Regions from separate parts of the Mus musculus genome. Here region 1 is linked to region 2. A link is a contact called in ENCODE Hi-C or POLR2A ChIA-PET data. All regions are on one chromosome and are shown on one strand. Each heading gives the region's core, a stretch centred on a gene start or an enhancer-like site at or near the end of the contact. The rest is flanking DNA. Distances are from core to core; before and after follow the strand shown. Region 1 holds the start of Gdf3 (growth differentiation factor 3). Region 2 holds the start of Rimklb (ribosomal modification protein rimK-like family member B).

What was found. Hi-C counts contacts between places; a loop is a spot of excess contacts on that map. ChIA-PET counts read pairs that join two places held with the same protein, here RNA polymerase II (POLR2A).
Region 1: POLR2A ChIA-PET joins it to region 2 with 14 read pairs in embryonic stem cell. The contact joins the promoter of Gdf3 here to the promoter of Rimklb in region 2. A Hi-C loop is called at or near these places in 2 of 37 maps with a recorded cell type or tissue (both v-Abl transformed pro-B cells). POLR2A ChIA-PET finds 5 or more read pairs at or near these places in 3 of 5 experiments (all embryonic stem cell).

The regions. Positions count from the first base shown.
Region 1 is chr6:122,608,618-122,611,775 of GRCm38, reverse strand. Gdf3 (growth differentiation factor 3) reads left to right here and starts at 1,689. Exons shown (of 2, transcript NM_008108.5): 1 at 1,689-2,080. The coding sequence starts at 1,810.
Region 2 is chr6:122,484,332-122,487,569 of GRCm38, reverse strand. Rimklb (ribosomal modification protein rimK-like family member B) reads left to right here and starts at 1,265. Exons shown (of 6, transcript NM_027664.1): 1 at 1,265-1,479.

The sequences.
Region 1 (3,158 bases), core at 440-2,939, 120 kb before region 2:
CTGAAGCAAATTTGTTGGTTCTAGCTTTAGTTGAGACAACATTCAGTGAGAGGAAATGAAGAATTTGATGCTGCCCAGGTGATACCGGATGGGACCAGAGCTCACCCCAGGACTGAGATCCTAGTCAAGAAGAATTTGGTTAGACACTGAAATCTAGAAGAGGAATGTAGGCTTTTTTGTTGGGTCGGTTGAGACAGGGTCTCATTTTGCAGCCTAGGCAGCCAGGAACTTCAGAGGCTTTGAGGTTCTTAACCTGTGTCCGCCTCCTAAGCAGCTGGGATTGTTGGACTGTAATCACTAGGCCTGGTTAAAAACATCTTTTTTTTTTTATGTTGGGATTTTTTTTTTTTTACAGTGTTACCCAGGATCTTGAGTATCCACCACTGAGCTACACTGCCAGTTAGTGTTTTTGTACTTAGACTATGAAGTATAAAATTATAAAAATGTATTTTTATTGTTTTTAATTTTGCATAGGTTGTGTGCCTGCATATGGGTATGTGCACATGTGTGCAGGTGCCTGCTGAGTGAGGCCAGATGCGTTCAATCCCCTGAAGACAGCTATAAGCTGCCAGATATGGGCTCTAGGAACCAAATTTGGCTCCTCTGGAAGAGCAGCAAGTGCTTTTAACCACTGAGTCCTCTCTGCATCCCAAACTAAGAGAATCATAGTGAACTGGGCGTGGCAGCACACTGACAGCTCAGTCACAGTTTTCTGGACAGTGTGGAAGGACTACCTAAACCCAGGATTCTGACTCCCCTGGGAAAGATAGCAACCCCACCCCCACTCTAAGTTAGGTCTCAATGTAGCTCAAGCTAGCTTCAAACTTGCTATATGATTGAAGTTGGTATTATATTTTTATTCTTCTATCTCTGCTTCCTGAGTACAGGGATAAGAGGTTTGTAATTAGTTCCTGCAAGACACCATTTCTGGAAGGAAGGAAGGAAGGAAGGAAGGAAGGAAGGAGGGAAGGGAAGGGAAGGGAAGGGAAGGGAAGGGAAGGGAAGGGAAGGGAAGGGAAGGGAAGGGAAGGAAGAAAGCAATCGAGAGAGAGAGAGAGAGAGAGAGAGAGAGAGAGAGAGATTGAGAGATTGATTGATTACAGGGCTAGGAGTGACCAGAGTGCTTGCCTAGCGTGTTTTCAGCCCAGAGTTCCATACCATGCATCTCATCCAATCTCATTGGGAGCGATAGGTAGACTAGATTAGAAGTTCAAACTTGGGCCAGCAAGGTGCCCCAGTGGGTAAAGGTGCTTGCCACCAAGCCTGATAATCTGAGTTCAATTCCTGGGACCCATTCGGAAGACGAGACCAACTCCTGCAAATTGACCTGGGAGCTCCGCCCCTGTACTGTGGCATGCATAACCCACTCACAGGCATAATAAACAAACAAACAAACAAACAAACAAACAAATATCTTGTTAAAAGAGAAACAAGTTGAAGGTCAATCTAGGACACAAGAGACCCCCTCTCAAAATTACACATATAATAAATTATTCTCTACTGTGCTCCCAGAAGTTATCTTATTGCCTTGCATATCACAGACACACTAATGTCTGTGTGTTGAATGAGTGTGTCTTCCTTTTCACTCACGCTGTACACTGCTGACCAACCCGCGGGGAGTAGAAGGAGAAAACACACACACACACACACACACACACACCATCTGTCTTTTCACATTGAATTGCCTCTGAGGGGCTGAGAAGAGAGCAATTCACACTTGATTAGCTCCCAGGCTCCTGAATTGAGCAGAGGAGGCTAGACCGCTGAGCTGCGCACCCCAGAGGCTGCTCTACCCTGGCTCAGACGACCATGCAGCCTTATCAACGGCTTCTGGCGCTTGGCTTCCTTCTGTTAACCCTGCCCTGGGGCCAGACATCCGAGTTTCAAGACTCTGACCTTTTGCAGTTTCTGGGATTAGAGAAAGCGCCTTCACCTCACAGGTTCCAACCTGTGCCTCGCGTCTTAAGGAAAATCATCCGGGCTCGAGAAGCCGCTGCAGCCAGTGGGGCCTCGCAGGACTTATGCTACGTGAAGGAGCTGGGTGTTCGTGGGAACCTGCTTCAGCTTCTCCCAGACCAGGGTAAGGAACCCGAGGGTTTATCAGAGAAAAATCTCAAGTGGGTGCTGTGGAGCAGGGAGGAGGATACAGATGGACACCATGGCTGGCCGGAGTCTGGCCTTGGATCTTGCACATTCTGTCTTGGTTCCAAGATCAGCCCAGAGGAAGGCACGTGTTCTTATCACCTCTCCACGCTAGTCTAACTACCGCGGTGCCGGTTTAGCAGAATTTAATTTACAGTTAACAGAGAGTGGGTTTAGACTATAGGTCAGCATTCCGAGAGCTAGACAATGTCACACCTTGGGTGAGACCGAATTCAAGGTAGGTTTTAAAAGTCAGCGGTTCCCCACCACCTCCCTTCTCTTTTCTCCTGCTTACTCTCTCCCTGTTTTTAATATGTTTTTGTGCATGCCTATCCTAAGAGTTCAGAGGTGTCAGATCCCCTGGAGCAGAAGTTACAGGAGGTTGTGAGCTGCCCAACCGCATGGCTGCTGCGAAATGAGCTCCGGTCCTCTTAAGCATGCAGCCATCTTTCTTTCTATCCCCTCTGTGTTACTTTTGTTAGATGCAAAAGCACGTCTCTTTGTGTAGCCCTGGCTGTCCTGGAACTTGCTATGTATACCTTAGAGCAAGAGCCACCTGCCTCTGCTTCCAAGTACTGAGTGCTAGGATTAAAAGCCAGCACATCTCTTGATTTTATCTATTTATATTTTATTAATTATTTTATTTCATTTTGTTTGTTTCTTCAACACAGGGTTTCTCTGTGTAGCCCTGCCTGCCCTGGGGGTCTCTTTCTAGACCAGCATGGCCTTGGATTCAAGAGACACCCCCTACCTCTGCTTCCCAGGTGCTGGGATTAAAGGCAGGCGCCATCATGCGTGACTTGACTTTTTAAAAATACAGACCAATGGTGTTAATCTAAGGCACAGTTACACTCTTATAAAATTCTGAGGGACTGCCATCCCATAGCTTTTTAAACTGACCACCAAATTGCACAAGCCACCCGTTTGATGTTTGAAAAGTAGTTTCTTCTAGCCTTAGGCTGCGGTCCTTTCTTTCCCTACTTGATTCTTATTCAAAGTTGGAGCCTCTTGGGAGA
Region 2 (3,238 bases), core at 16-2,515:
GAATCGTAATGCAAATATCTGTTTTCCATGGTCTTAGGTGACCTCTGTGAAAGGGTGGTGACCCACAGAAAACCACCTGCGCTGCTGGTCTTCGGGATCTGAAATCAGTAGCTATGACTTGACACGGGGTACAACATGTTTGAATTGTAGCTCATATCTGATGTCTGAAGTTATTTAGGAATGCATTTTCATTGTAAAGGCTTCACTCATGGTGTAGAGAAGGGACTTAAGTAGTGGACTGTGGTCAAATGTTTCGCCTCTTCTTTGGACGATTTGTTAGGTTTCAGGATGTAGGAAATGCTCCTAAAATATATGATGTTTATTCTGACATCAACTCGCCAAGCTGGCTCTAGCTTCCTTGTCTATCTTTGAACCTGCCCAACCCATAGTATTTATCATATCGCTTATTTTTGAGGCATCGGATCGCCTGCCTGTGATCCTCCTGCCTCAGCCTCCCTTAGTGTACCAAGCTCGCCTGAGGCTGCAGTTAACGCGCCTTTCCATACAGAGGTATTGTCTTCGGTGCGATCGCAGATCCGGACTATTACAGTTACCATCATCTTTGTCCCCAAATCTCTGCCTTCTGGTGAGGCAGGACGCTAGGGAGGGAGGGTGGCTGGCCCCCTTAGCGGGCAGCGCGAGTACCCTGGCCAGACCTCGCGGCCGGAGGCTCGGAGGGGTCGGCGGGCATCAAAGCGCTCACGGCCGCAGCCCAAGGAGGGGCTGCGCGGGGCGGGAGGGCGCACAACGGCAGGGCCTACTCTCGCGGTGCCGAGCGGAACAAACCTCGCCCCCTACCCGTTTTCCAGGCTCCGAGAGGACGGTTTGGGGGGTGGGGGTGGAGCGGCGAGGCGCGCGTCCTTGGAGCGCCCGCGTGCCTCCCCTTCGCGAGCGCGCGCCCCGCGGCTACCCCTCCGGCGGCGGGGCGGTCTCCTCGCAGGTGTCAGGAGTCGGCCGAGCGCGCTCGCCGCCCCGCCCCCCGCCCGCCGCCGCCCCCCGCCCGCGAGTGCGGCGCTCGGGGGCGGGGCCGCGCGGGTCCTCGGCTCGGGCGGGGGGCGCGCGGCGCCTCGGTCTGGGGGACGCGGGGCGGCCTCGCCGGCGTCGTGCGCTGTGTGTGAGTGTGTGTGTGTGAGTGCGTGTGTGTGAGAGAGAGAGAGCGGGGTCGCGCGCGCGCGCGGTCGAGCGACAGGCGAGTGAGGGAGGGAGCGAGCGGCGGCCGGGTGTGAGCGAGTGTGTAGGAACGGGAGTGCGGGCGTCGGGGGGAGGGGGGAGGGAGGGAGAGGCCGGCCGACCGCGAGGCCGTGAGAAAGTGGGCGAGTGGGTGAGGACGCGCGGCCTGGCTGCGGGAGCCGGCGGCGAGGAGAAAGGAGGCGGCTCCCGGCATCCCGCCCCCTCCCCCTCCTCAGCGGACTTCCCGCGGCCCGCGCTTGCTCCTAGGCGGCGGCCGGCCGGGCAGGCGAGGGAGGAGCCGGCGGCCAGGTGAGCAGCGGGCCGCCCGGGGCGGCGGCGGCGGCGGGGGCGTGGGCCGGGGGCGCGCCCTCGAGCCTGAGGCTTCGGCCGGCGACCCGGAGCCGAGCTCGGCGGCGGCGGCGGCGGCGGGAGCGGACTCGGCGCGGCGCGGCGCTGCGCGGGGGCGGGCGCCGGAGGCCGGTGGTCGCTGGGTACCACAGTCGGCGGAAGCTGAGAGTCGGCTGCCTGCGGGAGGGGGCGTGAGGCGGCGGTCGCGGCGTGGAAATTAGGCTGGTTGCCCGTGTCGCCGAGGGGGTGTGGTAAGCTTGGGAATGCTGCTTAGAGTAAAACCTGCCGGCTGCTCGGCTGTCCTCAGGGGTGTGGTTGTCGCCACTGTCCTTGTTTCCTCTGAAGAATTTGACGTGACCGAGGCAGGAGGATGCTACGAGCCTCACCCTGATGTTACTACGTCCATCCCAAGGAGTACAATTTAGAGTAGCGATCGGCTGTTTCTATTTTCTTTTTCTTTAACAACCTTTGGAACAAGAAGGAAGAAGGTTACCAAATTGAATGTTTGACTAGAGTAGATCCCCCACATCCGGATAGAGAACAACTTAAGTCCTATTAATTTATTGTTTCTCATCCCAGGTTTGTAATCCCTGTAATTCATGAATAGAGACGGAGTGTTAAATCAATGAGGTTTTTTACTAACCAACCTGTATATACCTTGAATGTGAATTTTCAGTGCTATTTTCCCAACAATTGCCTGCAGTTTTCCCAATGCCTGAAGTTGGGTTAAATTCCAAATCTATGTGGAAAGTATATCAGTTGAATATGGAGAGTTTTTCGTTGTTTGGCTTTTTTTTTTCCTAGACATTCTTAAATCATTAACCAAAATCCCAAAGATTTAAGTGCCATTTAAGTCTCTTCTCCTTCATAACGGGTACGTTGGAGGTTATTTCTTCTGTTTTAAAACAGTTGATAATATATATTTAAAGATACTTGGAAGAAAACAAGGACATTTCAGTCAGTTGTAACCCAAACCATTGTTAGTCTTTTATAGTAGGTCTCTTCTAGTCCCTCGTGTCATTGCTTCTTAGTTTGTCAAACTATTTTCATCTCCGTTTTCTGGTAGCTCCTTAAGGTACTAGAGTCCATGTGTTGGGGAGTGTTTTGTCCGATTCTGACAAAAAAAAAAGCTACGAGCTAGACAGTCACCCAGTCAACCCAGTCAAGAACCGCCTGGGTCCTCTTTCTTTTTACATCTCATAAAGAGCTCGGTGCCTAACCTACATTTAGCCTGTTGCCCGATGCCCACCAGCTACCATCTGGCTTCTGTTAGTTTATACTGGACAAGTTTTATGGAGAAAAAAAAATTGAGCCCCTGTTGAATATACACTTCAGTAGTTGCATGGGGGGTTAGAATGACAAAGTTATCTCTCCCCCTTACCCCCCATTTCCTCTTTGGCCATTGAACTGCTGGGCCCTGAAGATTGAGGCAGGAGGGACCGAAGGCAAGGAATAGGTTCTTCACTCAGAGAAAGAAGCAGGAGTCACTTTATTCAGGGCATAGCATCGTAACCTGGGAGAAAAGTGGGTGGAGGAAGGACTACGATTTTATGTGAAGAGTGAGAGGACGGGTTTTATTGTGAGTCGCTGTGAGCACTTTAATACTATGGATTCCTAGAGAAACTTCTGGCAGGTGAGTTCACAGTATTCTGTAATCCAAGTCATAAACATTAAAAGCTGAAAAAATTATAGTCATTACGTTATTTTGAAATGTGAGGGA